Linked DNA regions of Homo sapiens: all the other regions are linked to region 1. Evidence: chromatin contacts called from ENCODE Hi-C data. All regions are on one chromosome and are shown on one strand. The core of a region is the stretch at or near the end of the contact, and the rest is flanking DNA. Distances in the headings are between cores, read along the strand shown.

Region 1 (3,587 bases), core at 335-2,834:
GGTAATTTTTATCCATTCTTCAATGATAGTCAAACAAAGCAAGTTTTTCCTAGGAAATCGTTCCTGCCCTCTTTCTTTCCCTGTAACTCCAAAGCTCAGTTTGGTCCTTTTCAAATTCTATGCATATCTCTACTATAAGATTTATCTCAACTTACGAAACTTACTCCCTCCAAAAACTGCTGGAAATACCAAAGAGAAAAGAATGAATAATATATATATACCCACACACACACATTACATATGTTGAAATTACGAAACAATACCAACATTTCACCTACCCAAGACTAATCGCCCACTCTTCCCCTTTAAAACCTGGCTGTAGTCATTTTCTTTTTTTTTTTAATCAAATATAAAAATAATTTATTAAAGGTTTATATCAGAGAACTGCTGAAGCAACAAGAACTAGAAGAGTTAATATTCCAGAAAAGGGAAAATCATGGAGAGGTAGTCCAACATTCTGCAGCTAGCTTTTCCCTGGGTGCATATAATAATTCTTGGTGTAGGCAAGAAGATGAATACAATGGTTATATACCAAACAGAAAAATCGATATCAGAGAAAAGAGCAGGGCTTATGATGGACTCCAAAGAACAGGGTGAGAAAATTGGAGATTAAAGGAGAATGGGGCTGCTTCACCCTCAAATTATTTGCCAAATTTTGAAACTATGTCATTTTCCCTTTAGAGTCTCCTCTCCCTCTTCTCTGCTGGCTCCTTCTCATTTGCATTTAAACTTGTTTAAAACTCTTCCAACTTAAATAAAAACAAAAACCCTCACTGAATTCTCTGTTGCTCTCCAACTGCAACTTTTCTCTTTCATTGCCACACTTCTTACATATTGAATAGATTGTCAGATAATTCAGAAGCTTACTTTCTCCATTCTTTGTATGTTACCTCTATGTATCTGAAGTTTAGTGAGAAATACAATGTTTCGCGATCTTTTGTGACAGGCTAAATATACTGAGATTGGTGTTAACTTTTGTTTGGATTGGTAAGAGCTTACAGTAAGTCTGGAATTGATACCAATAGAGACAGGAGGAGGAAATGTCAAACTGAGTCTATTCAAGTGTGACTTGAATGTGTTTCCGAAAAAGGAAAATCTCATTTCAGATACAGCAGTAGCAATGACTGAGGCTGCGAGACATGCTGGCAGAGTCCTTACAAGCCGCAGGGGACCTACAAAGTGTGCAGTCCGAGTGATAGAAATGTAAAGAATGGGTAACTTAAAAGGTAAAGAAACTTGGAGAAAAAGCGACAGATCTGCCTGAAAAGAGAATTAGCAACTGGCACCTGCCAGAACATCTAAAAAATCGGTAGCTACAAAAGGGTTTACCGGCATTGCAAAGGGAGAACTCACCCAAATTAAGGTGAGATTCAGTACTGACGAGGTAAGGGAAGGGGTGAGTGGGCTAGCTTACGGGAACCCTCAACTCCCACAACAATAAATAACTACAAAAGCCCCAAAACAGAGGTACCTGGCGCAACACCTCGGCCCTGGCATTCCGGGTCTGTTCTTTCCGCTCTTCGATACTCTTCGCACTTTCAAATCTACCACTAGCAGCCGCCATACTTGTTGCCATCGTAAAGCTAAGAAGCCGCAAGAAAATTCTAGTTTACGACGGTCGTAATTTAACAAACAAACCGGGACTTCCGGACCCGAGGAAGGAGGAGCACGGCTCCACCAACAGGGCATGCGCACATCTGAGGTCGCTTAGGGCTCGGATTACCGCAGCCCAGATTTTAAAGACCCGAAGGGTGTTGGAGGGTTTAATTCTTTCAGGTGTTGGGTGCGATTGTGAGCAGGATTAATACCCGTATATATTTATTATGCACTTTTTACTATATTAACAGCTTTCTCACCAATTTCGTCTTAAAATCACCGGAGTAAGTTACAAGCTCTTGGAAGTTAAGTTGGTACCTCTCAAAAGTTTTCTGCGGAAGTACCCTTTGTCGCCAGAGCATCATTTCCCTGTGCTGGAGGAATGGGATAAAGGGAGGCTGCCAGAAAGGTAGTGGCAGCTGGCAGGAAGGACAGAATTGCCTTGAAGATTCAGTGTTTTGTTTTGGTGGATTTTACTTAATATATGAAACACTCATGTGAATTTTGCATTGCACTTCACAATTTACCCGTGCTTAACTTGTTAGAAGTTTACATTATATTTTTTCCTCTGACCCCATATTATTTACTCATACTTATCCATCCAAGCATTTTTCATTACAATGGACAGTTACTTATTTATTTCTGCGGAGATTTCTTTGTTTTGTTTTACGCATGTATCGCCCAAACATAAAACTTTTAAGTTCAGAAGAATAAGACATTCTAAGGTGATGAAGTGCTTTGAGAACATAAGACACTAAGCTTACATTTACAAGAAGAAGAAGGCTGGGGAATTAATTATAAACGATACCTTAAAGACGCTAAAAATAAGTAACATAAGCCAGGTTGAGGTAAATACTCTTTCTCTTCAGGTTTCATAAAATTTAATGTGTGTTTGCAAGAAGCTTTCCAAGAGTTTTTACATTCACTACCATTCTATGAGTCTGAATCTTGAACACACAATGCCTACTTGTTTGATATGCAATAGAAAGTATTCATTTTATTTTAAAATGTAATTTACTAATCGACCTTGTAATATTTAATCAACTGACTACATTGACTGATATTTGTCATAACTAGCATCAACGTCTTTTCAGATTCTCTTGGAATTCAGAAAAACATCCATTTCACTGTTTTGCATCAATTCAATAAAAATAAACTGTGATTATATTAGAAACGTGTGTGTTTTAATCAGTTCAGGCTGCTATAACAAAATATTATAGAATGGATGGCTTATAAATAACAAACAAGTATGTCTTACAGTTCTGGAGGCTGGATAAAATCAAGGTGTTGGGCTATTTGCTGTCTAGTGAAGGTGTGTCCTGGTTCCTAGAGGGCAGTATTTTTGCTGTGTCTCATATGGCGGAAAGGGAGAGGGATCTCTCTAGAACTTCTTTTATAGGAATTCATGAGGGTGCTGCTCTCATGACCTAATCACCTCCCAGAGTCCCTACCTCCATATACCAGCACATTGGGGATTAGATTTCAACATAAGAATTTTGGGGAAACAAACATTCGGTCTAGAGCAATGTGCAAAGTTATATGAAGAAAACTTTAAAATCTTGCATAAGCTCCCCAAAAAGACTAGAACGAATGGAGAGGTATACTATGTGCTTAAAGAAGAAAACATCATAAAAAATCATTTCTCAATTAATTTGTAAATACCATGCAATACAAATAAAACTGCCCAAAAAAAAGTTGGGGTTAGAGAGGGGAACTAGATATGTTAAAATAGAAAAAAGAAAAGAAAAGAAAAGAAAGAAAAAGCAGGTTATTTTGGCTAGGTTTGCATTTGGCCACACCTAATGCGAATCCAGTCACATGGCTTAATCAAATAAAGGATAACGTAACAAGGAGCCTAAAAGTAACTGGTCCAGGCTTGGTGCAATTGCTGAAGGAGCCAAATAGTTTATCCTTTTTCGCTTTGTTGCAGTCTGTGACTTTAGTATTTGTAGTCACAAGCAGGGTATCATATTCTTTCACATCTGTTCACG
Region 2 (3,291 bases), core at 204-2,703, 5.1 Mb before region 1:
GAACTGAAAAAGAGAAATAATCTTGAGTTCAGAATGAACAATTCTTGCTATATATATTTTCCCACATGTGTTAGGAATGTTCTGTAAACCTTCCGAGAAATAGTGACTTGAACTAAATACTAAACTACTACCAAGCCCCAGGTGCATTTTTGGAAGTTTTTAGTCATTGGGAGCCATGGCATTTCTTTTCTCTGTATTACAAACTGTTACACTCACTTTCTTTGACTATTAACATTGGAACAGTAGACCTCCTGTTCTGTGACTGACTGGCAGGCAGAAATGACACAGACAGGAAATGGGAAATGGTTCAGGGTCTTGGAATTCCCCCGGCTCCCTAATTAAGTGGCTTGCTATTTGGAAGTTTTTTAAATATTTGCCCCTTGGAGTTCCCCAGAGAGAAGCAAGCATCGGATTCAACGGGCAAAGAGCGTCAACTTCAAAAGTCGTTCGTTGGTTGTCATACCACAAACATTTACTGCACGACACTGTGTCTATGGCACTATTGGGGGAGTATGGCGGGGGGATACAAAAGGTCCATGACTAGCAAAAGCCAAGGGTTTTTATTTACAAATTTTCTATTACCTAAGCATTAAAAAAAATTGGGCTCCTCTCTGGTTTATGTACAATTATATGTGCATGTACACCAATACACAGGCAGACGTATATATTTCATTTTATTGAAACATTCAGAAAATACTGGGAGTGAAGCCTGACTTGCAATACAGTTCTCTTTGCTGGCAATGAGCATCTGAAATAATGACACTTTTTTCTTTAGTGCATATGAACTGTTTGTCTCCAGAACAGAAAACCAAAAGTTTAAAAACAAGATACTCCCGTTGACATCAAGTCTTCAGAATTATTCATCTGATGCTTCCTAGTTTCCAAAGTTTCGCTTTTTTCGATTTGCACAGGCAGCTGTTGAACGCTGATGCTACACAAACGGTTACAATTGTTTACTTAAGCAAAAAATGCCACCAGACTGACTCCATCCTCAAAATGCAGTCATCTGGACGGGGGGAGGCATCACACTTGGGGAGCCTTGCCAGGGGCCAGATCATAACCCTGAGGTGACACAGGGTAGGACGCGCAAAACCACCGGCGCCAGGGCGTTTCCGCAGGGTTTCCCAAAACTCAAACGCAGCGGCTCACGGTTTGCCACGTCCCCCAGGAGAATGGTAGACACAGAGAGGAAATGTGGAGAGGGCACAAACCGCAAGGTGAAGAAAACGAACAAACACCGAGTTGATACGGATAGTCCCCGTTCCCCTGAGGGCCGACCCCGTGACTCCCGATGAGCGTCCAGTTGCGCCGGGCATCCTGGCCTCCCAGCGTCTTTCCCGGAGGTTCATCGCCGCACGGCGGAAAGCGCTCTCGGTTCCGCTTTCCGGCCCCAGCCTCCCGGGCGCCCTCGCGCGGCGGCTAACGCTGGTCCTCGGCCGGGCGCGCTGACGTCATCGTGCGTCAGAGTGAGCCCGGATGGGGCGGCGGGCTTCGGGAGCGCCCGGGCTGATCCGAGCCGAGCGGGCCGTATCTCCTTGTCGGCGCCGCTGATTCCCGGCTCTGCGGAGGCCTCTAGGCAGCCGCGCAGCTTCCGTGTTTGCTGCGCCCGCACTGCGGTGAGTGCTGCTCCTTCCGGGCTCGGGCGGCGTGGGGCGGGTGGGGACGCGAGGGCCCGCGGGGGCCCACTTCCCTGATGTGGCGGCGAACGAGGAAGGACGGGGCCTGAGGCCCTTCGGCCAAGGGTCGAGGGTCGCCGGGGGCTCTCTGCTTTCTACTCTCGCCAAGGTTTTATTGGATTCGGAAGCCCCAACTTCGAGACTTGCAGTCAAAGCGATTTTTAAAATGACTTGTTTTCAAGCCTCTGGCCGCCGCCCACTCTTCTGGCCCTTGGACTTTGACCAAGATGTTTTCTCGCAGTTTTTGCAAGGTTTTAAACTTAGCCCTCGGCGTTCTTTTAATGTAATACATTGAAACGAAGATATTTCGGTGGCGGCGATATTTCATATTTCATAGTTGCCACTGCGCTCTGTCATTCCAGTAGTCGTCTGTTGTGTATTGTGAGAAGCAACTCTGGGAAATTATTGGGTAAATCCCATAGTTTCTATTCTTTTCCCTTCCATCCTATCCCCTGCCCAGCTGCAATTTGCGTAAAGAGAATGCAGCAGTGCGGTGCACGTAGATAAAAATCTTTCATTTAAAGATAGGATATAAGACCGGGTGTAATTAAAGCAATCATGCCAGTGGTCGTAGTGCCGGAGCCACTGTTTCACAGGCCACTGTGTTAGGTTTTGTTTTCGAGTTGCTTTCTGTGGTCGTTGCTTTGAAATTGTAAGGGAATGGCAGAGTTTAAGAGTTTATATTAATGAACTCGTGGTGCATTTTACTGCAGTTTTCCTAGTCGTGGAGAGACTTGATATTACAAACTAACGTTGCTGTCTTAATTCCTGCTGTACTGCTGCTGACAGGGTGTAGTGGAGTGTCTGTCTGTCTTTTTAACCAATGTGCCTTTGCCTCCAGCAGAGTGCCAGAGTTACCTTTAGGCCAGAAAAGGGGAGGAGAGCAAGGACAAAATGTTTCCTGTGTGAAAATTTCCATCTGTCTCTGAAGTTGTGCGTTTTAAAGACACGTATAGTTAGTGCTATGGGGAGTATGTTGCATTTACTTATTTTAATTAATAGCTTTTTCATTTAGAAAGTTGTGACAAATTGCTGGAATTAAGATGTATTATCTAAAGTGTGAATTATTCTTAGACTTTACTGAATAAATTGAAGAGTATGTAAGTTCTATTTGGCATGCACATACAGTTTTCTAAAATACTTTTTGTTTTTTCTTTTCAGATTTACAACCCTGAAGAATCTCCCTATCCCTATTTTGTCCCCCTGCAGTAATAAATCCCATTATGGAGATCTCGAAACTTTATAAAGGGATATAGTTTGAATTCTATGGAGTGTAATTTTGTGTATGAATTATATTTTTAAAACATTGAAGAGTTTTCAGAAAGAAGGCTAGTAGAGTTGATTACTGATACTTTATGCTAAGCAGTACTTTTTTGGTAGTACAATATTTTGTTAGGCGTTTCTGATAACACTAGAAAGGACAAGTTTTATCTTGTGATAAATTGATTAATGTTTACAACATGACTGATAATTATAGCTGAATAGTCCTTAAATGATGAACAGGTTATTTAGTTTTTAAATGCAGTGTAAAAAGTGTGCTGTGGAAATTTTATGGCTAACTAAGTTTATGGAGAAAATACCTTCAGTTGATCAAGAATAATAGTGGTATACAAAG
Region 3 (3,187 bases), core at 442-2,941, 6.3 Mb after region 1:
AGCACAAATGAGAAAGAGATCCCCTCTCCCTGAGGGAAGATAAAGATTTTTTTTTATGCAGGAGACATTTGAAATGGAACTTGAAAAATGGGTTTGAAAAATACTACAGGTAAAGATGGAAAAATGGCAACATAAGCAAAATATGGGATTAAAAAAGGGAGGGAGAGCAGAGAAAGTAATTCTCAATTGGCTGAAGATTCAAGTTGGTAAAGGAAACTAGTGAAAGCAAAGAAAGGCATGTTGGGTCCAGAACACGCAGGAGCTAGGGTCGCTTGCCATGCTAGAGTAACTTAAAAACCTGTCCTCTTTCCATCACATTAAACAGTGGTGAAAAATCCGAAAGCCATATTAAAGAAGAGATGTCAGGGATATGACTACTTAAAATTCAGGAAACTACTTTTGTAAAATCAAGAGCTGTTAGGAAGGGTTATACCTGTGCCCTTATGGTGTGTGGCAAACTTGCTCCCTCGAAACCCTACTTGACTCAGATACACAAAATTTTAAATGAAAGCAACTGAAGATGTGGACAAATACTGGCAAGGTAACAATATCAGTACAAAGCAAAACTGTGTGTGGCTACGTGCTTCCAGTTTTTGTATCAATCTCAAGGCAGCAACGTTTACGTAGGTACCAATGACACTCAGCACAGCTTCATGTGCTTGTAGATGAAGTTTTAAAACCACATTAAGAGGCCGGAGACGGTGGCTTACACCTGTAATCCCAGCACTTTGGGAGGCCGAGGCGGGTGGATCACCTGAGGTCAAGAGTTCGAGACCAGTCTGGCCAACATGGTGAAACTCCGTCTGTACTAAAAATACAAAAAAAAAAAAAAAAAAATTAGCCAGGCGTGGTGGCACGCGCCTGTAATCTCAGCTACTCGGGAGGCTGAGGCAGGAGAATCGCTTGAACCCGGGAGGCAGAGGTCGCGGTGAGCCGAGATCACTCCAGCCTGGGCGACAGAGCAAGACTCCATCTCAAAAGATAGATAGATACATAAAAATAAAAACATACTGAGGGTTTGGGTTTGTTTTTTTTTTAATGTCGGGGAGGAGAAAGGTGCAATCCTCCAGGCTATTTTATTCATCAACAAATCAAGGAGTGGGTGGAGGAAATAAACACTCATCGATGGAAGAAGGGGAAGGGGGATCCTGTCTTTTCTATTCCTCTCCTGCGCTCGCTCCCTAGCTTCCTCGGAGCTTCCAGTTGCTCCTCCCGCTCTGCTGGTCTCTTCAGTCTCCCTCTTCCCGCGGCACACCCCTCCCCAACATAACTCCACTCTCCAGTGCTCTCCAGCCACCGCCTGTTCGTCCCCACAGTCCCAGGTCTCCTCGCCTCCTCAGTTCCCAACCCCTGTGTGGGCTCCCCTCCAAGATCCCTCCTCAATCCACACATTCTGGGCCCCTCCACTCCTCATTCAGCCCCCACAACTAGATCTCCCCAACAGGCCCCACTCTGCTGGTCCCCACTCTGTCTGCCCTTAGCCCCTGACTCCTCTCTCCAGTCCCTTCACACAAGGACCCGGAGTCCCCTTCCAGTCAGCAGACAGCTGCCCCGCTCTCACCTTGATCTCCTCCACCCGCCGGGTCAGGCGGCTGATCCGGGTCCCCAGATCCTCCTTTTCCAGCCTCCCGGAGTGTGCCAAAACTTCTGTCACGAACGAGGCCATGGCCAAGACGGGAACCAACGCTGACTGGGTCACTCTCGTAGCCAGCGCCGCAGCTCCCGTCCCGCCGGCCGTCTTGACGCGAGGCCTGCCGGGAAACGGAGTCTCGCGGGCCTCAGACCGCCGCCCGGAAGGCGAGGGGCGCACTACAACTCCCAGCAGGCACCGCGCCAATCCCGAGATGGGATTTCCACGGTGTCCCGTAGTTGGCAAACTGTAAGCAGACGCGTTTTCTTCCTTAGTTGTTTTCAAAGTTCGTTGCTTCCCGCCCGTTTTTCACTGGAGGAAATTAAACGTTTTTAATAACCAGGTCTAACTGAACCTTTCTAAACTTCAAAAGGCTTACTTGTAAAATTATCTAACTGAAAGAGCCAACGAGCCCATCTCGATCTTTTTTCCTCAACTTTTATTGGGCCGCTGTGGCACCAGAATCTACGAATGGCGCCCTCTAGAGTTGTGTAAAGAAGTGGCGTCACCTCATTATAAATAAAAGGTTGCTTATAATTGCATCTATGTACATATATTACATCTACGTGATACATTACACATTTACATTACCTACATTACATATTTATATTACTTAGATATACATAATATTAGTCCTGTGTGAACAAGATACTTAGTACTTTCTGTCATATTATAAATATATAAATGTGTCAAAAGCTTTTAAAAATGGTTTCATTATTTTAATGCATTGCATACAGAAAGATGTTCACAATATTCTATGTATACTATGATTCCTTTTTAAAAACTTAAGTGTATAACCATTGGTCAGAAAACAAAAAGTATGTAAGTATGTATGTAAAGGACAGACATCAAATTATCCTATGGGTGGTGGATTTATGGTATTTATTCTCTTCTCTGCCCTTGCTTTCTCTATTTTTCTGCAGTAAACATACACAGTCCTCCCTTGGTATGGGGGGATTGGTTCCAGAAACCTCCCCTGCCCCAGTAGCAAAATCCGTGGATGCTCAAGTCTCTTACATAAAATGATGTAATGTTTACAAGTAACCAGCACACATCCTCCCCATACACTTTAAATCATCTCTTGATTACTTATAAGACCTAATACAAATCAATCTAAATGCTATAGAGTCGTTATATTGTATTTTGATTTGCATTATTTTTTGTTGTTGTATTGTTATTTTTTATTAGTTTTTTCCAGAATATTTTTGATCTGTGGTTGGTTGGATCCGTGGATACCAAGAGCCAGATGTACTGTTTTGATTAAAAGGTTTTTGGTTTTTTAAAAAGATATATTGTGAGGGTTGACCCCAAGTAGGCACTGACTCTAAGATCCCTGACAATTGTTAAGTGTCTTTGAGACAATCTGCTTATCCCAGTGAAGCAAGGGCCAATTCACATGCCATGAGCAAAGGAAACAAAACTGGGATTGAGAGAGGAAGCACTGAAAACAGCCAAAACATCCTGAGAAACTCCCTTCCTTGGAAAACCAAATCAATTTCTTTTTGGTAGACCTGTCAACTTTGAATTCTAACTGCAACTAATAATAAATGCCCAATG

Evidence for each region. A loop is a pair of places that touch in the nucleus more often than their neighbours do. Pooled maps may share reads with other maps.
Region 2: a loop to region 1 is called in a pooled map, with 6 times the contacts of the local background. The contact joins the promoter of BIRC2 here to the promoter of CWF19L2 in region 1. A Hi-C loop is called at or near these places in 4 of 50 pooled maps.
Region 3: a loop to region 1 is called in a pooled map, with 29 times the contacts of the local background. The contact joins the promoter of ZW10 here to the promoter of CWF19L2 in region 1. A Hi-C loop is called at or near these places in 5 of 50 pooled maps.

What each region holds. Positions count from the first base shown.
Region 1 is chr11:107,456,241-107,459,827 of GRCh38, forward strand. CWF19L2 (CWF19 like cell cycle control factor 2) reads right to left here and starts at 1,585. Exons shown (of 18, transcript NM_152434.3): 1 at 1,472-1,585. The coding sequence starts at 1,576. RefSeq lists an enhancer at 1,364-1,869.
Region 2 is chr11:102,345,761-102,349,051 of GRCh38, forward strand. It overlaps BIRC2 (baculoviral IAP repeat containing 2), which reads left to right and starts at 1,454. Exons shown (of 9, transcript NM_001166.5): 1 at 1,454-1,616; 2 at 2,838-3,291. RefSeq lists an enhancer at 2,006-2,075.
Region 3 is chr11:113,772,001-113,775,187 of GRCh38, forward strand. ZW10 (zw10 kinetochore protein) reads right to left here and starts at 1,692. Exons shown (of 16, transcript NM_004724.4): 1 at 1,562-1,692. The coding sequence starts at 1,666. RefSeq lists enhancers at 1,423-1,692, 1,823-1,882.